Regions from separate parts of the Mus musculus genome. Here regions 2, 3, 4 and 5 are each linked to region 1. The links are chromatin loops, found by intact Hi-C in ENCODE. Cell type or tissue: heart. All regions are shown on one strand.

Region 1 (5,000 bases):
CATCAATAATGAACTCCGTTTAAGCCTAGGTGATAGAACTACAATCTGAAGATGCTGGCCATGGGGCTTCTGGGTTTCATGTTTTTCCCCCCCTTAGGTTTCAGTTTTGCCTTGATCTAGTCTTTCTTCTCTAAGTTTTTGTTCCTTCCTTTTAGAAAGGGAGTTGTCAATCCAAGCTGTTGTCTGTCTGTTATTACTTTGGGGGTTGTTTTTTTTTTTTTTTTTTTTTTTTAGTGTTTTGTTTTGTTTTGTTTTGTTTTGTTTTGTTTGCATTCACAGCTAAGTGTTTGCCTTGAGTCTCAGAAGAAACTTTGGACTTTGAACTTTTGAATAATGTAAGACTACAAAGATCTTTAAGTCCCACTCAATGCATTGTGCACTGTGAGGTGGGCATGAGTCTATGGGGGTCAGGAACAGAATGGTATATAGTTTTTATGTGGAATGTCTCCCATAGGTTCACCTGTTTGAGCACTTGGTCCCCAGCTGGTGGCACTGATCAGGCTTAGAGACCTTTAGAAGGCAAAGGTCACGCTGGAGGACCCGAGTCCCCAGGGCGGAGAGTTGGCCTTGAGGGTTACAGCCACCCTGCTTCTACTCAATTACTCTGCTTCCTGCCCAGCCACCAGCGTGTGAACAAGCAGCCCTGTGTTCCCACCACAGCAGACCCAGCCTTTCAGTCTGTCACACCTGACTGTTCATGAGGAACTGTAGGCTCTCAAACTGTAAGCCAAAAAATAAATAAATAAATACATTTTCCTATCCCAAGTGGAGAAAAAACCTGAAAAGAATAAAGAAAACTAAAATATTTGGGGGTGTATTTCAGTCTTAGAACATGGACTTAATACATGTGAGAAACCCTGTATCTGGTTCCCAGTACTACATGCATGTAAACACAATGGGCTGAGACAGTGAGGGGGAAACGGCGTAATGTAGAGTAGTTAGTACAATGTGGGCACACGGCAAGGGAAACTCATTAGTGATTACTATCATAATTTGTAAATATATACACAGATATACTAATAAAGCATCAGAGAATGATCGCTGGGGTCTTTAGGATAAGAAGGAACAGCACTGGGCGTTCCCTTGAAAGCAGAAGCCAATAGAGGTGCAGTCGATCCTGAATCGCTGTGGCGTGCATCTCTCGGTTTTACTCAGATTGCATATGCGTTACCCATCACTTCTGTAGAAAATGGCTTTTCACCATCCCCTGTACAGAGTTCTGACCTCATCCCTCTCCAATGGACCACAGGTACTGGTTTCTGTTTGCCTCTGATTTCAAAGCTGAGCTGCTATAAAGAGCTTATATAGGGCCTGGAGCATAAACTAGAGGTCTGAGAATGCCATCTGTACGTCTGGATCCAGATGAGCCTGTAACCCAGCAGACTCCAGATGTCTCCAGCTTATAGTTTAATGGCACTCCTTTTTGCTTATTTGGGTTTGATTTTCATTCCTGATACAGTTGTAGACACTGCTGGAGTGTATCTCTAAGTTGTGATATGTAAGGAGCTCATACTTTATTATCCCAGGAATATTTTAATCTACTTGCCATTTTCCTCTGAAGAACTGTGCCTGCCTCCAATCCTTCTGCCAGATCAAGCGTCACCGTTTGTTCAAGTTAATAAGAAATGGAGATGTGATTGAAAATCGAACCTAACCAGTTGTACAGTCTGATGGCTGTCTACATCAAACTTTCTCTCCACTCTGAGATAAGAGTGTTCTCAAGGGACTGAAGACATGGCTCCGTGGTTAAAGGCGCTCACCCACTTAGTGGCTCACAACCCCAGTTCTGAGGAGTTGTGAACCCTCAGTTCTGGAACCCTCTTCTGGTCTCTGTAGGCACCAATCACGGCATGCAGACAAAACAGTCATACATATGAAATAAAAATAAATAAATCTTTCAGTATGATTTCAATCTCAGTGTATCTCTGATATTTAGATAAAAATCAGAAAAAAATAGAAACTTTTACTTTAAGTGCCTTTAGGAGCATTACCACCAAAGATCTTGATCTAAGTCCTCCGCACCCATCCCCAGCCTCAAGTGGTCACAAGTCCTTTTCAAGAAGAAAACACTTTTGAAATACCAGCTACTCAGCAAACAGAAGCGGGAAGACTACAAGTTCAAGGCCAGCTTATCTACAGAGTGAGTTCAAGACCAGCCTGGGCAACTTAGTGAGACTCTCTCCAGAGAAAAGACAAAGGATGCAGTTCTGGGATACAGTGCTTAGCTGGCGTGTGCGGGATCCGAATTCAATCGCCAGCATTCCGAGAGAACAAAGCAAAACGCCTAGCTTTCCTTTCCACAAAACACAAAATTAATGCACAATGGCTCCTACATAAAGGAAACGAAGGGGGAATGGAACTTGAATTCTAGTGGAGAAATTTTATATCCAAGCAAATCCCTTTCAAGCCATGATTAGGTAGGTGCTCCTGTCAGCACAAACCGTGGTCCATAGTTACTCAAGAAGAACCACACTTTCCCAAGTAGGGTGTACAGCAGAAAAGCAAGGCCCCAAGGAAGGGAAGAACTTACCTGACCTGCGTCTCTCTGTGGGAGAAGGAAGGATGGACGAGAGGTCTATGCTCCAAGTCAAGGCTAATCCTAGGAAAAGGTGAGGCAGCCCCTCTGCTGCTCTGTGCCCAAAGGTGTGGACAAAGTTCCTGTTCTCACAGCTCTCTGCAGTTGGGGAAGACCCACCAAACAGGGTTTGCAGTGTAGAGTGACTCGCACCAAAGACCGAGAGCAAAGGACAGGGTACCATGGCCATGTCTTCAGCAGCCAGGGACATCTGAAACGATCTGGTGGTGAGAGAAAACTAACTTAGAAGAAGGGAGTACTTTGCTGAGCCCTCGGAAAGCGGCGGAGGCAGGCGAAAACAAGTGAAAAAACGGTTTTCTCCAGTATTTTAGTCACAGAAGGACCCAACACAAGCAAATGTGGGAGATGTGGCTGTAAAATAACAGGTCGCCGCATCCCCATGGAAACCACAACCTAAGGAGAGCCCTGTTGTTGCCGGCTGTACTGTGGGCGACCCTCCGCTAGGGGGAGGAGGATAACACGCAGGCGGTCTCCCAGCGGGCTCCAACTCATCCTGATCTGTGTCGGTTGTCCATCATCTCTCAGAAGAAGTTGTAGACGAAATTACTGTGTGGGCCACTGAGCAGGAAGGTTGTCTAGAAGTATGTCTTCAAAATATACTTCCCAGATTCCCGGAGGCCTTGATTCATGACATGGGGTCCTGTTTTCTGTGTTATTTGCACCTTTCTTTGCCTACCTCCCCCTCCCTTCCCCTCCCCTTAGCCCCCTCCCCCTCCCTCTCCCCCTCCCTTCCCCTCCCCTTCGCCTCTCCCCCTCCTCTCTCTCTCTCTCTCTCTCTCTCTCTCTCTCTCTCTCTCTCTCTCTCTCTCTCTCTCTCTCTCTCTCTCTCGGATTTAGGGACTTGGGCTTAGGATATAATTTTCAAAATGGCCCTAATTATATTTTTTGTCATATGTACTACATATTTAAGTGAAGCCGTGTCCTCAGTACTGACGATTGATTATAAGATCAAACTATCGATCAACTCTGTAAACGTTTAAGATGCTCCACATCCTGCTGACCATCTTGGTATAAAAACCATTACCTCGCAAATTTGTTTCCATCTTTACCAAATGATAAATTATATATGTACGCAAAAGAATCACTTTAAAATAAACTTCCTTATTAGTATGTGATGCCAATTTTATAAATTTAGCCATGAAATTTTCCTGTCACTCGAGGGAAAGGCAGCCCTGGACTTGAGACCTAAAAGGGACTTTTTCCAGTTTCTCCTCTAGAGGGCGCCAGAGGTCTTCTGCCAGCCAGGGACGGTGACCGCCACCAAGAACCTCCTTCTGCAGACCTGGTTCACATTGCTGCCTTCATTCTGTTTCATCTTAGTTTCAGGTAGAAGTGGACAGACAGGAAGAAATAACAGAGAAAGACATGTAAGCAGCTCAAGACTCTTTAGGGCTTAAGAGTAGTTTCTAAGATCTGTCAGCAGAGTCTCTGCCTCTCCTCCTGTGTTTCCCTTTGGCACATCTCTTTAACAGCACTTATACCCATAGAGCCCTTCTGATTTCCAACCGATTTTCCCAAGTATTATGTCCTAAGGGCCTCAGACTTCTGTGAAGACAGCAGAGAAGGCTCAGAGGCCCGCATTGCCTTTGGCAAGCAGGGTTGTTTTATTTGGGACACTGAGCTGGTAGAGACTCCCCCACTCAGCTAAACCAGGACCAGCTCCATTTGTGTATGAGGAGGATCAAGGAGCCAGCTTTGGGGTGGGGCCTGAGAATGAGCCTTCTCAACCACTAACCTCAGATGCTACCAGTCCAGAGACTGAGAACGGCTTTAACACACACCACATGCTTGCTAATTTGATCCACGCCCTGTAACTGGATGGGTGTTGTCCATGCCTGTGGAGGGACTCACCTCAATGGCCAGTCTGTTTCCCTGCTGAGGAAGGTTGGTAAGTGTAAATACTGGGTTCCAGGGGCACATTCACAGAACTTGGTGCTGTCCAGAGCAGGCTCAGGGCTTCTCTGCTCCTGGGGCTGACTGTCTTTCAGAGGTTTCTTTAATAGCAGGCAGGGGTGCTTGACAACTGTTCCTTGGACGGTGTTTCCCATTTAATGGGGCAGGAGCTGGTTTGAGCCTATAACTGGGGAACTTACCCCGCTACAGCTACGTCATGGTTTCCCTCCCCGTGCATCAGTCTCTGCCCCCCCCAACCCCCCAGCACTGAGTAAAGGGTTTCCTCCTCCACACAAGCTACTTAGGAAGCACGCTTATTTGAGCTTTACATGGACTATAATGTAAGGAAACAGGAAAAGAGGACCCTCCCTGTTCTCATCTATGGCATAGTGTAGAGATAAAAATATCCTTGAGTGTATCTAAAATTATCAGAGGAGAAACAGAAAATGCCAAATTTCACCTCTTTAGAATTCTCTGTGTAAATGCTGTTGGGTTTCCAAAAATAGTAAAC
Region 2 (5,000 bases), 72 kb after region 1:
TACCCAGGGGTGGGGGGTGGGGGTGAGGTGAATGAGGGGAGAGAGTGCAAAAGAGCGAGGAAGCTGATTCTCATGGGCTAGTCCACACACACACACACACACACACACACACACACACACACACGCTAACTTTGAGTTGCATTTGAAGTCTTGTGTGAGCTGCTGGACAGTGTCTGGGCTCCCAGGATCATCACATCTAGTGTCTTAGTTGAATTAGCCTAACTCTTCTGCCTCTGGTCCTCTCTTCATTTCTTGATAAGGCTTAAAGTAGGGTCTGTCTGGGTCAGTACGGTTTTTACAAAATAACGAGACAGCAAAATCCATCTATCCCTCCCTTAATTTGCAAGCCAAGCCGTGTGTGGAAACCTGCTTTCTTTTTAACGGACATAGCTGAAAATGACTCCCCTGTCCACCAAGATTGGATTGCCTTTGTGTCCTAGTGACAGAAGGAGGTGAAGAGACAGACACTGGCTATGCATGTTGGGGACTTCTGAGGCCAGGGAGTGCATGTGACATTTGCCCGTGGTCTCACAGAGCAGAGCTTATGACCTTCTGAAGTGGCACCTGTGCTGACTCAGGAGCACACCTGTACACGTGCACCTGTCTGAGCTGGGGAACTCTGCCCTTTGACACATCTGCGTCACACTTACAGCTTTTTACTCACCCTGGTTTTTGTTGAGATAAGGGGCATAGCTTAGTGACAAAGAGCATCCGGTATGCAGGAGGCCCTGAGATCCATCCCCAATCTCTCTCTCTCTCTCTCTCTCTCTGTCTCTCTCTCTCTCTCTCTCTCTCTCATACACACACTCTCTCTCTCTCTCTCTCTCTCTCTCTCTCTCTCTCTCACACACACACACACACACACACCATTCCTAAACCAATAGCAATAAGTAGTTTTCTCCATAGAAAAGCCTGTGATATTCTTGTCACGATCTATTCTGCCTTTTTTTTTTAAGTTTTGTCTTTTTTTTTATTTAAAAAAAAGTTAATGCCTATCACTTGTTGAAAAGTTGAGTTATGACTAATTTTCTATTTCTGTCAAGCTGGGCTCACTCAGCGTAATCACTGACTCCATTCTGACAGGTCAGCTTTTCTCTTTAACCAAGGTGTTCTAAGCTGATGAGCCCTCAGCTTGCTGCTTCCCAGGATGTCTAATTGCTAAAGGAATGTTCTCACTGCTCTCAGCACTTCTCAATAAGTATTTTACTTTTAATGTCTGTCTGTGTTTGGGAATGTGCACGTGAGTGTAGGTGCAAAAGTAGGCCAGAAGAGGGCAGTAGATCCTGTGGAGCAGGAGTTACCACCCATGGGAGTTCTGGGAACCAAACTTGGGCCTTCACTACTCCTCACCGCTGAGCCACCTCCAGTCCCCTTCGCCACTTCTTACCTGTGTGTTTTCTCTCAGCATGCTGCAAACGCCCGTTAGTTGTTAACCTTCAGTTGTAGCCCTTAGTGTTAGTTGGATTACCCCTGGGGGGGTAGTAGGGATCTGGACCTTCAGAATTCAGACTCATGTGCTTGCTGCACTCATGACTTCTTCAGGTGACTCACCGCAATCCTCTGCTTCTGTTTCTTTATCTGGAAAACAGATTAAAAGTAGCACTTGCTGCCCCCAGCTCTGGTGCAGCTGAGGGTTAATGTTAAAGCCGATGGTGTATTTCAGCCTGCTTAAATGTTAGCTCTGTAAATCTTGTGTTTGCTGATGCAAGGCTTTGTCGCGGCTGCATTGTTACACATCGGGAAGCTAGATCTTCTCATTGTCTTGGTTTTTGTTCTCGCCTGGGGTATTATTCTCAGTAATACTGAGTCTTCAGTTTTTTCCACCCTGGCCTGTTCCTTGTTTTCAAACATAGCCCTGGAAGGCCACCACAGCCTGTTTCTTTCCAGAGCTGACACTCAGGCCAGCATCAGTGGCTAAAGTGCACTAAAACTCTTTGCCCTTCCTGCTTGATCAGCGTTCTCTAGGTGTCTCCAGACTACCCTGACTTCTGGGGGATGGGAGGCAGAAGCATGCGCAGTACCCTGCCTCCTAGTGGCCGTGCTTGGAATTGAGGTATTGCCCAGCATCCTAGCGGAAAGCACTCACCTGCCTGTGACCCAACTTTCAGGCACACTTTGGCCATTTCTTCTGCAGAGGATAGCGTGATGGCATTGAGGGCAGGCTCCTCTCGTTCTTGCTCTCTCCGTTTCGTCTCCCTCTTGCACAGCTACCTCTCTGTAATGGGAAGAGAGTGTGGGAGATTTGGGGGTCGAGCTTCCTCTGGTGCAGGGTGGTTTTGTGGAGATTCTGTGGACTAGGCTGTTTCTGTTGCATGAAAGTCATCCTCAAGCTGGGAAGCACAAAGCCTGCAAGGACCTGGGGCTCCTCAGTCCTGTTTCTTGTCGTCTCTCTTCCCTCCCCAGTCCTGCATTTGACGGCAAGTGTTGACGCAGCAAGTGTGTGTACATCCTTTAAGCTTGGGTTCCATAAGAGTTAGACAGACCTTGGTTCTTAGTTCCTCTCTTTTGACTTCCTCTCAAAAGATTACTCTTACATTGAGTCATACAAAATTGCCAGTATTTGGCCTTTTTTTCTCCCCACCTCACCAAATAGTGATTTCACAAATTTCACTCTAATGCGCGCTTACGGTTTGTCTGCAAGGCTGCTCTCAGGCCACTCAGCTCACCCTCATTGTAGTAAGACCCAGTTGGCCGCAATGATCTGAGCATCTTGCCAGAACATATAAAGTTAATCCCTCAGGCTGAATGTTATTCCCATCTTTGTAGCGTCAAATCTATTTGTTTATTACAGTCCAAGCCGTTTTACGGAGCGCTTGTGACGTCTGGCGAAGCTTGGTAGTAGCGATGCTGGAATCCTTTGGCTTTCTAATGCTCTTTGCTTTATTCTTCAGTCTTCACGTATAATGGCGCCAACCTGGAAACCTGCGAACACAGCCACGGCCGGTGCTCCCAGCATGCCTTCTGCACCGACTACACCACTGGCTTTTGCTGCCACTGCCAGTCGAGGTTTTACGGAAACGGGAAGCACTGCCTGCCAGAAGGTGATTGACAGGCCGGGGCTGCTGCATGTATATTGTTGACCCCTGCCTGTTTCCAGTTCCAGTGTGGGTTCTGCTTGGTGTCCTTACATCTCTGATGCCTGAATCCCAGCACCAGTGACTTTCAAGGGTTCAGGGGATGACTGAGTGATAAATACGTTTGGACTGGTTTCCCAATTTGAGAGTGACTTGAAACGTTTCTATTTTGCCCTCTTTCTAGCTTGGTAGAGCTAAAGGGGAGGGTGAAGAAGGGGAATGGAAGAGAGACAGGCAGGACTGGGTCATAAGTGAGGAACCGATCACAGAAGGGACTTGTTAAATGTCGCTCTAACTATGACTGTAACACTGTTGAGACAGGAGAAGCAGGAGGGTTGAGAGTTGAAGGCTAGCCTAGATTTTATCACGAATCCTCAGTTGGCGTCTACAGAGAGCTTATTGCAAGGAAACCCAAACCAACAGTGAGAACAGCAATAATAGTAAAGAAATGTCTCCAAAGAGTGAGCATGAGGCGTGGTCAGGAGAGTGGGCTCATCTGTGTACACCGGTCCCCAGCCTGATGGGGGCCAAGGCTGAAAGGATTGCTTTTGTCTTTCAGGGGCACCTCACCGAGTGAATGGGAAAGTGAGTGGTCGCCTCCGAGTGGGTCACATTCCTGTGCACTTCACTGACGTGGATCTACACGCTTACATCGTGGGCAATGATGGCAGAGCCTACACTGCCATCAGCCATGTCCCACAGCCGGCAGCCCAGGCCCTGCTCCCTGTCCTGCCCATTGGAGGTCTGTTTGGCTGGCTCTTTGCTTTGGAGAAGCCAGGCTCTGAGAATGGCTTCAGCCTCACAGGTGAGCAGAGCTCAGTTCTGGCAAACCGGGATTCAGATGTGGTACCTGGGCAGCCTCTGCGGATGATTTTGTTTCTGGAGAAACGTGCTCAGATTCCAGGCTGTTGGAGGTTTTGAATTGCAGAGGTTTTGTTGTACGTGGAAAGCTTTCTGCTCTTACAGAAAGAAACATAATGGTTTAATGACTGGTAAATTCCTATTTTCGACTATCATCCCTCAGCATGGAAGTATCAAGTTAGTGTAATTTTGGAATGGACTCTGTTAATATGCTAGATTTTAAAGAGAACGGGGACAAGGGGAATTGAGAGTCTTTGAGACCTTCGGGAGATCAGAGGGTCTGCAGCTTTCCAGAACTGAGCCTGGGCGTGGCATACTCTCCTTCGGTACCGTCTCCAGAGGAGACTGGGGAGAGGACACACACACTCCTCTTAGCTAGTCGAACCCACGCCTCTGATATGATAGGCAAGTGCTTTATCATCCAAGTCCCAGCCAGTCTTCAGAATGACTTAAACAAGAGTCTTGTCACCCACTTGCTGAGTTTCTGTCTCCTGCAGGTGCTACCTTTGTCCATGACGTGGAAGTCACTTTTCACCCTGGAGAGGAGAGGGTTCGTATCACTCAAACTGCCGAGGGGCTTGACCCAGAAAACTATCTGAGCATTAAGACCAACATTGAAGGCCAGGTGCCCTTCATCCCAGCGAATTTCACAGCCCACATTACTCCGTACAAAGAGTTTTATCATTACAGGGACTCAGGTATGTGTGAGTTTCCACAGCTGTAAAATGGACGTGATGCCTGCCTCACAAGACAGTGACAAGGGTTAGGTTAAGTGAATAGTCACATGGAATGCCCCAAACTGCATAGAACACAAATGAGGTTGATATAATTGTGTTCGTTCTTGTTTTTAGGACGTATACACAGTTATATTTTACATATGTGTGTATATAAAGTATACAGGTGATCAGAGTGCTGACAAGAATGTCAGAGTACACAAGAATGTCAATATATTTGCACATTATTTTCAGATAGTAATAACCGATAAGATGCTATCCTCCAGGCACGGCCTGTTTTGACTGTTAGACTTTAGGAGTCTCTGTAACTGTTTCAGCTGATGATTTTGGT
Region 3 (5,000 bases), 560 kb after region 1:
TCTTTCCTTCCCTCCCCAGGACCCCCTCATTGTCCAGTTCAGTCTGGACTCTTCCAGATGCCTCTGTTGGCTCTCTCCATCATATTGACAGTAACCCCTCTCCCGAGTCATGTCTAGGAGCCGCATGCTCTCATCTTCATTCCTTCACTCGCTTACAAGGCTCTAAGGCTCAGAAGGTTTCAGGATTCACAGTGCCTCTCTTCCGTGTTACATGCACAGTAACAGCTTGCTGAGGAGAAGGGACTCCAGTGTGGCTGTCTACAAGTTGTGTGGTGAGCTCAGCTTCTGTGCGTTATTACCCCTGCTGGGATGGGCTTTTCAGTAATGTAGCTGCCTTTGACACCCCATGCTCCTGTTAGTAACCCCAGCAAACTCACTGGTTCATCCAGATAGACCCGGGTTGAACTGTTCCTTTGATAATTCATTGGTGCCCTAACTGGGGTGAAGAATTGGTATTCATGTGGCCCCAGAAAAACACACTCATTCTTGACTTCAAGCCAGGTCAGGCAGGGCAAGAAGTCTCTACCCATCCTGCCAACCTAGGATTCTGTTTGGGGGTGGGGGTGGGCGCTGGGTCCTTTCCCTCCTTAGAGCCAAGCCTCACCCCAAAGGTTCCTATTTGCCCCATCTCCTCCCCCACCCCCCGCCGCACCCTTCAGAAAAGGCTAGATGTGGCTTTTCATCCTTTGCCCTTGATCCCACAGGGCTGTCCTACACAGACAAGATCAAATGCTATCTTGACCCTATCACGACTGCCCTGTAGCTTGCGACCTTCTGTATTCCTTATTTCCAAATTTAGGATGGCAGTGTTCTTAGGACGCAGGCTAGCCATGCCCTCTCATTTCCTTAAGGATGGAGGCCTTTTCTGTTGCTGTCCAGCCCAACCCATGGCTACCCATGCCCAACCGCACAGCCCTGCTTTTCCCAGGCCTGTGCCCTCCACCTCTCTATGGAATAACAGCTCCTACGATCCCGGACCATAGCATCCTTCATCCCTACTATGCATCACGTCAGCCCCTGCCTAATCCACTTTCCCCCAGGCTGGCCCACTTGTTACGCTGGAAGCTGCGGCTGGGGTCCCCGGACACGCGACCCTCTAGCACCCAGAACACTCCAGTGCCCAGCACCAAGTCAGCCAGAAAGGAGAGAAGCAGGAGCCCCGTGCCCCGCATGCCACAGCCCCCAGCCCACCAAGGCACTGTGGGAGATCTCCGTCCACAGGTGATGGAGTGGAAGGAGCCTTGGTGCGCTAACATGACTGGAGAGGCCAGAACTCTGGAGAACTATGGTGTACAGGAGCCAGGCTGGGCAGGAAGGGTCAGGAGGGGCCCTTCTCCAAGCAAAAACACTTTTCTCTTTTGTTTCCCTGTTCAGGAGTTCTGGAGGATGGGATAGTCTTGCCCACCCTCAAGGATTCAATCCCTGGAACTGCAACACCCCCCCCCAAAAAAAAAAGATGCTCCTAGAGAGAGTGGAGTCCCCTCCCCACATCAGAGAAAAGGAGAGGACTGTTGGGCAGCAGCCACAGCCACAGGAGAGAAGGGCTCAGAAACCTCCTTCTCTCCCACCCTCACCCCACTGCACCCCGGCGCCTCCGTGCAGTAGGAGAGACTCCTGCAATCCACTGCAGAGAAGAAACAGCAGCCAAGTTTATTGTCACAGGACTCCTGCCTAAGCTGAGGGGCTGGGGACTTCCTCCGAGTGCTTCCTTGTATCACCCTAGATCTCGCTACAGCCAGTGTACTATAAGAAATAAAATGGGGAGGGGGGTATGGTTTGTCTGTGCTGTCCCGGGCTGGGAGGCTAGCAGGCAAGAAGACCGGACCCAAATTTTCCTTGCTGCTTTGGAGGGAAGTCCCTGCATCTCCATCCACCCAGAAAAGAAGTGGGGTCCAGCAGGTGTCGGGGTGTTAGAGACGTCATATTTCAATCCTTTCCTGGGTGGCAGTAAGACTTGGGTGCTGGGAACCCTCTGCCAATGCGGGTCCTTCTCAGGGACTCCCCTCAACCTCTGGGGCTCACAGTCCCACCCCCACCCTTAATGCTATAAAGAGGACACAGAACTTGGGGACACCCCTGCCACTGGAGAGGTAAAGGAAGTCCAAACAAAAATTAGTTCCTAGTCTTGTGAGTCTGGGACGAACCTTTCCTGCCTTCTGGCCCACAATGTCACGATCTGGCAGAAGAACCAGGCTCGGTGGGAGTCCATGCCACCGGAGAGATGACAGGCTATGAAGCCCTTGGGATCTGCTGCTCCCCCCACCCCCAGCTTCTCTGGGGGCGGGGGAGTAAAGAGGTCTAAGTGTGCTCTGAGGGTCAGAGGAGGTCATGTTCAAGAAAGTGGTGGGACCCCTGAAAGGGGCCCCCAGTGTTGTTCTAGGATTCCTCTCCACTTGTGGGCAAGGAGAGCTGGGGAATTCTGACTGGCAGCCTTCTTGTTCCTCAGCTGTGAGACTCCTGAGGACGGCTTCCTGTATGCATCAAAGGCATCCCCTGGTGTGTGTCCAGCTCCCTTCCTCCAGCCACCGCCCTGAACTTTCATTCTCCCCAGGTTTATTCCCATCAAAGATGAGGATGCTGCCTTGGAGCTCCTTCAAGACTGACACACTGACACAATGAAGGCAGAAACCACCACTATGTGCTACCTAGTAGGGACCTGTTAAGAGCCTACTGTGTATGTAGTAAATAATACAAAAGTCAAGTCCACCTTTGCCTGCAGCCTAAGGGCTCCCATGACCATGTTAAGATGGCAGTAGTGATTTGGCAACCACGATCCAGGTTCTCTTTGGGAGATGGGAAAAGCGCCAAGGGCAAACTTCACATCTCCATCCATGCAGATCTTTGATCTTTGTCTCCTCACCGCCCCCCCCCCCCCCGCCCCAGTCACTTTGTAGGCACATCTGTCTCCTTTCTCTCTCTGGAAAGTTGCTGGGAAGTGTGTGGGTTGAGAAGAAAGGGGAAGGGCAGGGAATGGCATGGGTTTGGGGAGGTCAGGACACTTGGGTCTCATGCAGAGATGGGGATTTTCTGTGATCTAGGCTCAGAGTCAGGGGCTGCTCCATCCTTAAGGTCCAGGCCTCTGATGAGCTGCCAGAGCCGGGAGCACCTGTGCAGAAGCAGGGATCCCAGGCTGAGGACCACCGCCAGCCATGCCAGTCCTAGGAGGATCCATATAGCTGCCAAGCTCCGATACACAGCGATGTAATGCTTGCTGGGGTCTGTGCCTGCCGGGGAAAGTGATCGCTTGTGTCTGAGGGAACTGCCACTCCCCCCTACTGCCCCCCCCAACCCCGCTTCCATAGGAATGCGATCTCCCTCGTTCTCATACTAAGGACTACTAACGGAGGAAGCAGTGATGGCTACTATACCAGAGACTTCTGAGGAGGCCACCAAAAGTTCACAGCGGCTGCAGAAGTAACCAACCTCAGATAGCTGGTACCTCTATGCTCATCACCCCTAGTGGGTGCCCACCAAGATAACCCGATTATCCCATTCTCACCAACAACATAGTCCCCGAAGCCAATGGTGCTGAGGGTGATAAACGCGAAGTAGAAGCCCTCACGGAAGCTCCAGCCCTCCACGTGGCTGAAGAACATGGGTGGGAAGATGAGAATGACCAGGGTCCCCAAGGTCAGGAACAGAGCCAGGCCCAGGACCTGCAGGAGCTGGGAGGGAAAGAGTGTGCCCTTGAGACCACTTAGAAGGTTCTGGAAATATATGAGGGAAGTCTGGGGAAAGTTGGGTGTAGGCAGGGCAATGTCTAAGCTCCACCCCCACCCTATCCCTGCTGCAGACTTTTGGGTGGGTCTGTACCCCTGGGCATGAGATTTGTATGTGCCAAGTTTCCTGGACAGGGAAATGTGTTAGTGGGTCAAGGAAGGAGTCAAAGACCCTTTTAAACTTGAGAATCACACCTGAGCAGGCGCCCTGGGGTCCCACTCAGGCCTGGGATTAGACTACTGTCAACTGCTAGACTGTTCCAGATCCCTCTGTGGGCATCCTGGGTATCCTGGAGACTGTTTTGGACCACATGAAAGAATGTTGAATACCCGTGACGACCATGGAGAGATAATGTTCAAATTCTCCACCGAAGAAGGATGCAGCACAGAGCTGCCTAGCACACAGGGAGAGTCCTCTCAGTCATACCCAGGGCCTGGTCCTCAGCCCTTTACAGGTAGACTCCATAGCCCTTTACAGGTAGCACCTTGACTTTCCATAGTCAAGGTGCTATAGAACCCTTTGAGGCCATGCCCTGCCTGGTCTGTATCATCCTTCTTCTTATCTCTCTTCTCATACCTGAATCTGTCAGCCCAGCTCCTAATTTTCAACCATCTGTCCCCAAGGGCCTGGAGGGGAGGGAGGACTCTGAGGACCTGAAGGGGGGGGGGGGGAGGGAGGACGATGCCTTACCTGGGAATGCCTGGGGTGGTCCTCCCACCTGTCCAATGTGGTCAGGTGGGCCCGCAGCCCTGTGCCCAGATGGTTGAGGAAGACCACATTGAGTGGGATCCCCATCAGAGCATAGAAGACACAGAAGACCTGCCCTGCCTCCGTGCTGGGGGCCAGGTTTCCATAACCTGCAGGGCAAGGGAGTGTGCAGATGCGGGGAAAAGAGAGCCCAGAACTGGCTCCCACCCCCAACCACCAGCTCTAGCAGAGGTTTGTCTCCATCAGCTCTGTGGGAAGAGGAGCATTCCCTGTTCCTATGGACACTCCCCCTATTCTCTAATAGAACAGCCTCTACTAACAGAAAGCGCATCACCAACGATGCTGCCTCCGGGAAGCCCACTTGACTGCCACTCTCTGCCTCCCTGACAGGCGTGATTCCCTGAGATGTTTTATGTTATTTCTATTGAATTACACACTTTGCCTTGTGTGATTATAACAATTTAATCCCTCTTTGGGGACTGGAAGTTCTGAAGTCCAAGCCTGGGACAGAACCAAGTCTGTACCCCCACCCCTCACCCCACCCCCGTCACTCTGCCTGGCTTGTCAAAGAA
Region 4 (5,000 bases), 370 kb after region 1:
CAGAGGTTCAATCCATTATCATCATGGTGGGAAACATGGCAGCCTGCACATAGACATGGTGCTGGATTTGAAAAGTTCTACATCTAGATCTGCCAGCAACAGGAAGAGAGAGTTACTGGGCTGGCTTAAGCATTTGAAAACCTCAAAACCCACCCCCAGTGACATACTTCCCCCAGCAAGACCCACCTCACAATAGCGCCACCCCCTGGAGACCAAGCATTCACATCTATGTGTCTATGGGAGGCATTCAAACCACCACATTCCACTCCCTGGCCCCTACAGGCTTGTAGCCACATCATAGTGCAAATGTGCGTTCAGTCCAACAAGTCTCCATAGTCTAGGAAGGTCTCAACACTGTCTGCAAGTCCAAAGTCCAAAGCCTCGTCTGAGACTCACGGCAATCTCCTAACTTTAATCCCCTACAAAATCAAAATAGAAAAGCAGACCACATACTTCAAACATACAATGGTACAGAATATAAATTACCATTCTAAAAGGAAGAAACGGGAGCACAGTAAGGAAAGAATGGACCAGAAAGACCTAAAACCAGCAGGGCACACTCCAAACTCTGTGTCTTCGTGTCTGATGTCAAAGCACTCTTCAAATCTCCAAGTCCTTTCAGCTTTGTTGACTGCAGCACACCTCTCTCTTGGGCTTGTCCCACCCTGTTATTAGCGCTCCTTGGCAGGTACCCCACAACTCTGCCATCTCCAATGTCTTGGGGTCTCCAAGGCTCCCCCTTCACAGTTCCATGCAGGAACACCCTTGACACATGTCTGGCCTCAGCAGCTTTCCTTAACTTTTCTATCCTTGACTCCAAAGTCAGAGCCAAGTGGCTGAAGCTGCCCCTCATTCAATCAGCTTTCTGTTTTCAATGGTTTTTCTTCACTTCCTAAGCTTGTCTATTCTGGAACTCACTCTGTAGACCAGGCTGCCTCTGCCTCTCAAGTGCTGGGAATAAAACTGTGTGCCTCCACGCCCAGCCTCAAACTTCTTTAATCCCTTTTCACAAGAAGGGAGCTTAGCAGGCGGGGTCTTGCCCTTTGTCCACTTAGAACCAGGCTCTCACCTAAATGTTTCTGGGGCTCCTCTTCCCCTCAATCATATATTTTGTACTCTTCCTTGCTCAGCTTTCTCCTGTTCTTTATAGATCTGCATAAGACTGGCTACTGATAAGCACACAACAGTCGATACTAGCCTAGTTTGAAATCTTTGAGGCTAGCCTGGTCTACAGAGTGAGTTCCAAAACAGCCAGGACTACACAGAGAACTCTATCTTGAAAAACATAATAATAATTAAAATAATAATAAAGACAGCCACATACTTCAACAAAATGGTCTCTAGACAACATGCTATTATTCTATTTCCCCTCTGAAACATAATGAGCTGGGCCTCCACAATTCCAACACCCTCAGCACTGCTGCCTTCCATGCTCCTACTAGGATGGCTCATTAAGTCCGACTTCAATTGCTTTCCTAGGCCAAAATCCTAAAGTCTTAGGACAGCATTGTAGTTACATGTGTATTTGAGATTTCTTTCCTGTGGATTTGAGAGTCGGGTAATATATCAAATTCACAATTGAAAGTGATCTGGTGGCTTGGAAAAATGTCTCGGTGGTAAAGTGCTTGCTATACAAAGGTGAGGACCTGAGTTCAGACCTCAGCACCACATAAAAGGCTGCTTGTGTTTGTAACTCCAGAGCTAGGGAGGCTAAGTCAGTGAATTCCCAGAGCTGGCTGGCTGGTCAGCTTAATTAATGAGCTCCAAGTTCAATAAGAGACTTTGTTTCAAGAAATATGAGGTCAACACCCCATATGAACCTTTGGCTTCCTTCCACAAGCATATACATTCATGTACACTGGCATCCATGTGTACATGTCAGAAATTCACACACACGCACACAAAGAGAGAGAGAGACAGAGACAGAGACAGAGATTGATTTCTGTCTCTGAGACACCTCCCCCAAAATACCTGTCCCCTATGACCTGGTTCTCTGTGCACTCAGCTTTTTGAGAACGAGGTCTAAATCTTCAGCCTAAATGCTGTTTCAAAAAAGCACAACAGAAATCAAAAACTTGAGTTCAAATTTTTACCTTCTTTAATTTGGCGACCAATTTTTGTTAGCAATTTAAGTTCCTAGCCATTGTGCCCCAACCCTCTTGAAGCTCAGAAGTGGACAGAGACCTACAAGACTGCCTGCTAACCCTAGGAAGGGGCTACTTTATCTTAAAATATGTATATAATAAATCACTGCTGAGGGCTTTCAGAGTCTTTTCCAGGGCCAGTGAGGAGGCCTTTATTCTATGAATCTTGAAGTGAAAAACAAAACAGAACAGCAAAAGTGGTCCCAAGAAGCAGTCCAGAGGGTTTTCTCTTAATATAAATATCAAGTGTGAGGTGAAGGGATATAGGGCAGGCTGCAGCAGCTCCATGCTGCCCCTTGGTGGCAACATGCTCCATGGAATTCTGCTCCAGCCCTGTGTCTAGTATATGACTCTTCTCCACTCCTGATATGAAGAGGCCTCTTTCCATGTCAAAACCAGAGAACCTTCAAATAGTTACTGGAGTGTCAGGAATTTTACACATTCCTCTCATTTTGCTTGCTTCTGCCCAAAGGAGGATGGCTAGTTCTCCCAAATGTGTAAATTTCTGTAGCAGACCCAATTGCCTAATCTATCAAATCAACCAGAAGATGAAAGGGGAGAGCCTCCATGCTCAATGCATACTCCTAGCAGTGTAAAATCACCATTGGTAAAAAAACCCCCAACTTGAAGCATTCAGAAAGGGCTGGCACTGGTTGAAGGTAACTTTGCTCCTGGGGTACCATTCCCATGATTTAGCCTGAGAGAGGGAGGAGAGAGAACTCAATGGCCCACCAGCTTGCAGGATAATCGCCAGGGGCTCTCAGGAGCCTTGAGATTGGAGTAAGAAGGAATGAACCTTTGTGGAAGGTAGAGTGGCTAAGTTCTCCCAGGTAGATAGGATCGAGGTGAGGAGGACACATCTGTTCTAACACCACTGAGAGTAACTGGGACCAGTGGGATCCAGGGACACAGGAACCCCACCTGACCCGGTGGCTTGGGTTCCTTCCAGTCTGCACCTATTTACCTTGGGGGCAAACTCCACAGCCAGTTCCACAACACCTAGAGGAAGCTCCACTCCCAGGTACTCTATCATGCCCAAGATCACAGAATCACAGGATCACAGGATCTCAGGAGCATGGTCACACCAGGATCTCAGGGTCTCAGAGGCAGCTTGACTCCCAGAAACTCTGACACACCCAGGATCTCAGGATCATAGAATCCTGGAATCACAGGATCACAGAGACAGCTGGACTCTGAGAAATTCTGACACAACCAGGATCATAGGAAGGACAGGTTCTGGTCAGATTTAGAGAGGGCAGATAGCATTAGAGATAATCCTATGGCTGTAGGCAAGTGTAAGAACATAAGCAACAGAAACCAAGGTTACCTGGCATCATCAGAACCCAATTCTCCCACCATAGCAATCCTGGATACACCATCACACCAGAAAAGCAAGATTCAGATCTAAAATCACTTCTCATGATGGTGATAGAGGACTTTAAGAACTTTAGCTCCCTTAAAGAAATACAGAAGAACACAGGTAAATAAGTAGAAGCCCTTAAAAAGGAAACACAAAAATCCCTAAAAGAATTACAGAAAAACAAAATCAAACAGGCAAAGGAAATGAACAAAACTATCCAAAATTTAAAAATGGAAAGAGAAACAATAAAGAAATCACAAAGGGACATAATCCTGGAGTTAGAAACCCTAGGAGAGAGATCAGGAGTCATAGATGCAAGCATCATCAACAGAATACAAGAGATAGAAGAGAGAATCTCAGGGGCAGACGATACCATAGAAACATTGACACAACACAGTCAAAGAAATGCAAAAAGCAAAAAGCGCCTAACCCAAAACATCTAGGAAATCCAGGACACAACGAGAAGACCAAACCTAAGGATAATCGGTAGAGAAGAGAGTGAAGATTCCCAACTTAAAGGGCCAGTCAATATCTGCAACAAAATTATAGAAGGAAACTTCCCTAACCTAAAGAAAGAGATGCCCATGAACTTACAAGAAGCCTACAGAACTCCAAATAGACTGGACCAGAAAAGAAATTCCTCCAGTCATATAATAATCAAAACACAAAATGCATTAAACAAAGAAAGAATATTAAAAGCAGTAAGGGAAAAAGGTCAAGTAATATATAATGGCAGACCTACCAGAATTAGACCAGACTCCTCACCAGAGACTATAAAAGCCAGTAGATCCTGGCCAGTAGATCCACAAATCCAGCCCTACCAAGGATAATAGATGGAAAACATCAACACAATGAAGGAAACTACATCCTAGAAAAAGCAAGAAAATAATCTTTCAACAAGCCCAAAAGAAGATAGCCACAGAAACATAATTCTACCTCTAACAACAAAAATAACAGGAAGTAACAATCACGTTTCCTTAATATCTCTTAACATTGATGGACTCAATCCCCCAATAGAAAGACATAGACTAACAGACTGTATATGTTAACAGGACCCAGAACTTTGCCGCATACAGGAAGTGCACCTCAATGACAAAGACAGACACTACTTCAGAGTAAAGTTTGAAAAACAATTTTCCAAGCAAATGGTCCCAAGAAACAAGCTGGAGTAGCCATTCTAATATCGAATAAAATTGACTTTCAACCAAAAGTTTATCAAAAAGGATAAAGGAGGACACTTCAGCTGGTCAAAGGAAAAATCTACCAAGACAAACTCAATTCTAAATATCTATGCTCCAAATGCAAGGGCATCCATACTCATAAAAGAAACTTTACTAAAGCTCAAAGCACACATCATACCCCACACAATAATAGTGGGAGACTTCCACACCCCACTCTCAGCAATGGATCAACAGATTGGGAAAAGGTCATTATCAACCCTACATAAGACAAAGGGCTAATGTCCAATATATACAAAGAAATCAAGAAGTTAGACT
Region 5 (5,000 bases), 110 kb after region 1:
TATAGAGGTATATTCCAAGAAAGGAAAGATGCTGAAGATGAGAGCATATGTTTGCTAAAGTAGCTAAATTCACCATTAGGGATCTGGCATTCCCCCTTAACACAGACTGAACTCGCAGACTGAGCAGTCAGGCGTCTCTATCACTGTGTCTTGCATGTTCATTAACTTCTAGATCTGTTTCCTGATAAAACATCTTCTTTGGGTGTGAGGTGTACACACGTTCATGCAAACCTGTGCATACAGGTGTGTGCGCAAGTGGTGTGGAGATTAAAGGTTGGCACTGCTGTTTACCCAGTTGTTCTCTACCTTTTCTCAAATTAGCCTTCTCTGCTCAATTAGGTATTTGTCAAAAACAAAAGGAGGGCAGTGATGAATATGATGTGCCTCACATGGTCTTGGCTAGGCTGGCTGGCCAGCTTGCCCGGAGATCCAGATATCTGCCCTCCCAGCACTGGGGTTGGAGTTGTCACTGTGTTTGGTTTGATACGGGGTTTTGAGTTCCAAACCCAGGTCCTTAGGCTTAACCCTTTAGCAGCAGAGCCAGCTCCCTAGGCCCCAGGTTTGTTAGTATTTCTCAGCATGATTGTTAATAGGATTGAGTGACATTTTAGGTGTGCAGTTAATGCTCAGATATCAGCTTACTGCTGGATAATGTGAAACATAAAATAATAATGTATGTGCTCTAGGTCCCACATTCTTCTGAATTTCTATTCACCAGCCCATTATAAGTGTAAATAAAAACAGCATATAGGAAAGTGAAGGTGTTTCTCCATGTGCAGTCTCTGACAAGAATAAAATGGGCAGCTTACCTTAAGCATTACCAAGTAGTCATCATGACGCTGAATCTGAAGGAGGTTAGCCAGAGCCATGACACCCGCCTTAAAATCAGGATTATTTACTATAAAAGATTAAAAGTGAATAAGCAAAACCCAACTCTACAAACATCATAACTGCTTGTCTGAACACAGGAGCTTACAGAAGGAGCAACTTTCTAGGACCAACATAAAGCAAGTTCAAGTCTAGGGGAAGCCTCCTTACTAATTGCACCAGCCACATGGAGAACTTCATAAATGACTAACCTAACTCCCGGTGAGCTTGCCCTGCAGCGGTCTGCGAGGCCCAACTATGGACACCTTTTAGTGTTTCTCCCCAAAGCTATTAATTTTAATACAGATGCACTCGATGGGTGCATTCCCCAGATGTGCCTTCCTGTCACAGAGGCTTTGGAGTATGCAAGCTCATTCCCTCTTGAAAATAGCTTACTGCAGGTCCCAATGCAACAGTCGGGGAAAGCTTATTTAACACACTATACTCTAGGTGATTTCCATAATCTTCAGGCTTTAAATGGAAATTGCTAAAAGGGCATGTGGGACTTGTAATAATGAAACATTTTACCATTTGTCACTAGATTAAAAAAATAAATTATATTGCCAGGAAGGTAACCAATGAGTGTCACAATGAGCAAGAAATCAAAATCCAAATTACTTGAAGCAAAAAAATAAACACCATTGCTTTTAACATTCAAATTTCTGTGTTGAGGGGATGGGGGAGAGAGGGAAAGCTCACTGCAACTGAGTCTCAAACAGGAGAGAGGCTGCTATGCACTCCTGTTGGGCTTGCACTTGGGCATACAAGTGGAAAGCAGCTACAAAACCAGGGCTGCCACCTGTACGCACCACACTCACCATCCAAGTTGATCAGTGGCTCTGCATTTTTAGCTGCGTTGTCAGTATTTTTCCTGTTATCAGGTACTAAGTCCTTGTACTTTTCAGCTATAAAAAACAAGCAACAAGGTAAAATAACTACAACTTAAGATTAAGATAAATATTGCTTATTTACTGAATGTCATTTAGCCAGATTATGATATCCACTCAAAAATTATTATACTTCACTACAATTAAAATTTCAAAAAAAATAATGTAACTTTTTGATTAAGTTTAAGTCCTTACTGGTACACTGGACACAAGGGTCTTCTCAGTAATGTTTCTGAGATAAGCTTTAATGCACCAAAGGCTGGCCCTGACCTTTGACCCTCCTCCTCCTCTACTTCCCAAAAGATTAGGAAATATAGTCTTTTAGACCTCTTAAGTTTGGGACTGAAGAAGTGAAGAACAGGTAAAGGGGGGAGGGGCAGATGGAGGGACGACAGGGCACAACTATGAGGTACCTAGAAATTAAACAGAAGCAGGGCACGGTCCCAGTTACAGAAGCCAAGCAGGACAACCACAAGTCACACACCTGCCTGAGCTACAAATTAAGTCCAGGGACAATGGGCAGCTTGTCAAAAGCCTGTCTCAAATTCTAAAAATATAAATAAATAAATAAATAAATAAATAAAAGAAAGATAAGTTTAAAAAAAAGTATTGGGTAGACACTAAAACCAAATCCTCCCAAATCTTTTCAATAGGTAAAATACTGCTTTCAACACAAAAATCAAAATATCTTAAAACGTATCGTACACGGATTTAAGATGTCATGGAGATTAAAACTCTGAAGGTATGTTGTTTTCACTTGAAAAATATTTTAAAAGTAATGAATAAACTTACTGCCAAAAACGGCTCCTCAGATCTTGATATAAGAAAACTCTTTGTACTGTTATAATTTTTCTATCAACCTAAATTTTTAAAAAGTAGTAAACTTTGAATCAGATCTTAATAACATTAATTGGCATATGAATAAAGTTTTCTTAAGTAATGGAAGAGCAAGCAAAAATTCTCAATGATTTCAACACATGTAAGATGTTTAATAGCAAGAACACCAGCGCCTCCTGCAGGTTAAGGCCAGCACTGCTACCTTAATCAGCTTAGTGCCTGTCCCTGCAATGCTGAAACTGAAGATTAAACAAAGCATGCTGGCTAGTTGAGATTTGTAATATACCTGTTATACCATTCATCTTTCAACTTTCCTTTTCCCAATATAGAAATACCCCACTTACTACACAAGTTTTTATTGAAACTTTGAGAAACAAATGCATGTGCTAAGAATGCACTGTGCTGGGATACAGGAAACAACCCTGAAGCCAAGTATAAAATGGAGCCAATGTGATGAGAAAAGACATGGAGGATGGCTAGGAATCCATCAGGGAGCAGCTGAAGATCAGCCTAGGGTCCAGGATCCCAGGATACTCTGTTGCAAATAACCTCCCACACAGTTGCTACCAAGCCAGAGCAGGAAACACAAAGAACCCGCTAAAGGCCCCAAACATGAGCAAGGCTGAGGTCACAAGGCCTACATTCCCATATATTCCATCATGGAAAGAAACCACAGGGCTGCTTGCTTTGTTCTTTCAAATAAAACTGAGAGTGTTTTTATGAAAATGGGAAAGTGACAATGCTTTAGATTAGAAAATGCAACTAGAGCTGGTCTTTAGAAAGACCAGCTTGAAAAAAATATTTTAAAAGTAATGAATAAACTTACTGCCAAAAATGGCTCCCCAGATCTTGATATAAGAACACTCTTATACTGTTACAATTTTTCTATCAACCTAAACTTTTAAAAAGTAGTAAAATTTGAATCAGATTCTAAAATATAGTTCAGAAAGTTAGCCAGAGGACATGCAGCTGAGAACAGGGGGTGGCACCGCCCTATACTAGAAGAAGGTGACAAGAGCTGAAGCCTACAGGGCGGCAGCAGCAGAAACACAGGTGACACAGCAGACTCAGACAAAGACTAATGGTAACGGGATGGGTGGGGCAGAGAAGCTATACATATCAGACAGGTTTCAAGAGCACACATCTAGGACCTGAAAGTGACAGGCACCGTGAAGGAAAGTCACAAACCCAAGGATGGAAGTGAAGCGGGGTGCTCAGCCTGAAGCTGAGGTGTCTGATGAAAGGAAGCAGTGCAATGAGGCACCTCTTCCACTGGCACCAACTTCAAACGCTTCAGATAACAGAAGACTGTCCATAGCTGAGGAAGATTAAACACTACACATACATATTGGCCTACACTGTCTTAATGTGCACTGGCACTAGACACACCAGTATGTTTCTATCTCCTGTGAAATAGCTGCTGCAACCAATACTCCAAACCCCAAGGGCTCTGATGTTGGCAGCAGTGTCAATGGCTTAGTTGCAGTGGAAGCTGGCAAATTAACCAAGTAACGTTCCTTTGTTAAGGAATTCTATTAACCTTTTTCAGAAAACAACTTCCAAATTCTAAAAAATAATGAAAGCATCAGAAACAAAGCAGGTCCACTTTTTGTAATAAAATAAACCAAGAGCAAAATACAAGATAAGAAACCTCTTCCCACCGCCTTCTTTCTCATCTAAAAACTATCCACAACAGTGAACTAAAGATGAGCTGGAGTGAGTGCTGTCTCAGCGGTTAAAGCCCTGGCAAAGGACCTAGATTAGATTCCCAGTACCCACATGGTAGTTCACATTTGTAACTCTAGCTCCCGCAGATCTGATATCCTTTCCTGGCTTCTGAATACAGTAGGAATGCATATAATACATATACAATTAAAAATAAAAATCTTTTAAGAAGCCCCATAAGCCAACACCCACCCTATATCCTGCACAAAACATACCGTTATCTCCATATTCAAGTCTAACAGCTAAACCAAGAAGCCAGTCAATCGCTTCTTGCCGATCCTGAATCTTGAAAGGACAGTTAACATCTTTGAGATACTGTGAAGGGAAAGAGGGGGAAAAAAAATCTATTTCATTATCATAGAGCCACAGAACACAGAACAGCAGACCGACAGAGGCCTCAGTTTGGAGCTTTAAGAATTTCTTCCAGGCCTGCCTTGAATCCCAGATATCCAGGACTGGCCTGGAACTCCTGATTCTCTCCCCTCCACCTTCCTGGTGCCAGGATCTCAGTGTGCGCCACCACATCGATCATTATTAAACCTTTGATGTCATTATACAGGTCAGAAAAAAAAATGCTTAGAAGAAAACAATAAAATAATCCTTTTTAAAATATTTGTAACTGGAGATCCCAGGTAGGACAAGATACAAGAATAATCTCATTTAGACAACGAAACTACAACCTAC

Evidence for each region. A loop is a pair of places that touch in the nucleus more often than their neighbours do. Peaks named below come from ENCODE experiments on the same cell type or tissue, not always from the same donor. Only the 100,000 strongest peaks of a DNase experiment are listed, where the experiment ranks them.
Region 2: it touches region 1 in a loop (5-fold over the local background); 18 of 42 quality-filtered maps call a loop at or near these places.
Region 3: it touches region 1 in a loop (6-fold over the local background); 9 of 42 quality-filtered maps call a loop at or near these places.
Region 4: a loop joins it to region 1, with 7 times the contacts of the local background. A loop is called at or near these places in 39 of 42 quality-filtered maps.
Region 5: it touches region 1 in a loop (8-fold over the local background); 34 of 42 quality-filtered maps call a loop at or near these places.

The regions. Positions count from the first base shown.
Region 1 is chr14:19,702,820-19,707,819 of GRCm38, forward strand. Gm17030 (a long non-coding RNA gene) reads right to left here. Exons shown (of 4, transcript XR_874388.2): 3 at 2,531-2,796. Among named protein-coding and RNA genes, the nearest start is that of Gm29899, 2.7 kb to the right of the region's middle. In heart, a CTCF peak has its summit at 3,023; DNase peaks (open chromatin) are centred at 3,032 and 3,842; H3K4me3 peaks cover 510 bases; H3K27ac peaks cover 710 bases.
Region 2 is chr14:19,775,105-19,780,104 of GRCm38, forward strand. Nid2 (nidogen 2) reads left to right here. Exons shown (of 21, transcript NM_008695.2): 5 at 2,892-3,041; 6 at 3,634-3,879; 7 at 4,433-4,633. Among named protein-coding and RNA genes, the nearest start is that of Nid2, 26 kb to the left of the region's middle. In heart, CTCF peaks have their summits at 1,265 (motif pointing right) and 2,044 (motif pointing left); a DNase peak (open chromatin) is centred at 2,027; H3K27ac peaks cover 925 bases.
Region 3 is chr14:20,259,750-20,264,749 of GRCm38, forward strand. Kcnk16 (potassium channel, subfamily K, member 16) reads right to left here. Exons shown (of 5, transcript NM_029006.2): 3 at 4,411-4,577; 4 at 3,500-3,665; 5 at 1,626-3,224. The coding sequence ends at 3,007. It also overlaps the pseudogene Gm2048. Among named protein-coding and RNA genes, the nearest start is that of Kcnk16, 7.0 kb to the right of the region's middle. In heart, no CTCF peak of the experiment used is centred here; no DNase peak of the experiment used is centred here; H3K27me3 peaks cover 1,800 bases.
Region 4 is chr14:20,068,382-20,073,381 of GRCm38, forward strand. No RefSeq gene overlaps it. Among named protein-coding and RNA genes, the nearest start is that of Saysd1, 12 kb to the right of the region's middle. In heart, a CTCF peak has its summit at 2,443 (motif pointing left); no DNase peak of the experiment used is centred here.
Region 5 is chr14:19,815,376-19,820,375 of GRCm38, forward strand. It overlaps Rtraf (RNA transcription, translation and transport factor), which reads right to left. Exons shown (of 8, transcript NM_026528.3): 3 at 4,532-4,631; 4 at 1,686-1,772; 5 at 810-898. Among named protein-coding and RNA genes, the nearest start is that of Rtraf, 5.9 kb to the right of the region's middle. In heart, no CTCF peak of the experiment used is centred here; a DNase peak (open chromatin) is centred at 2,776.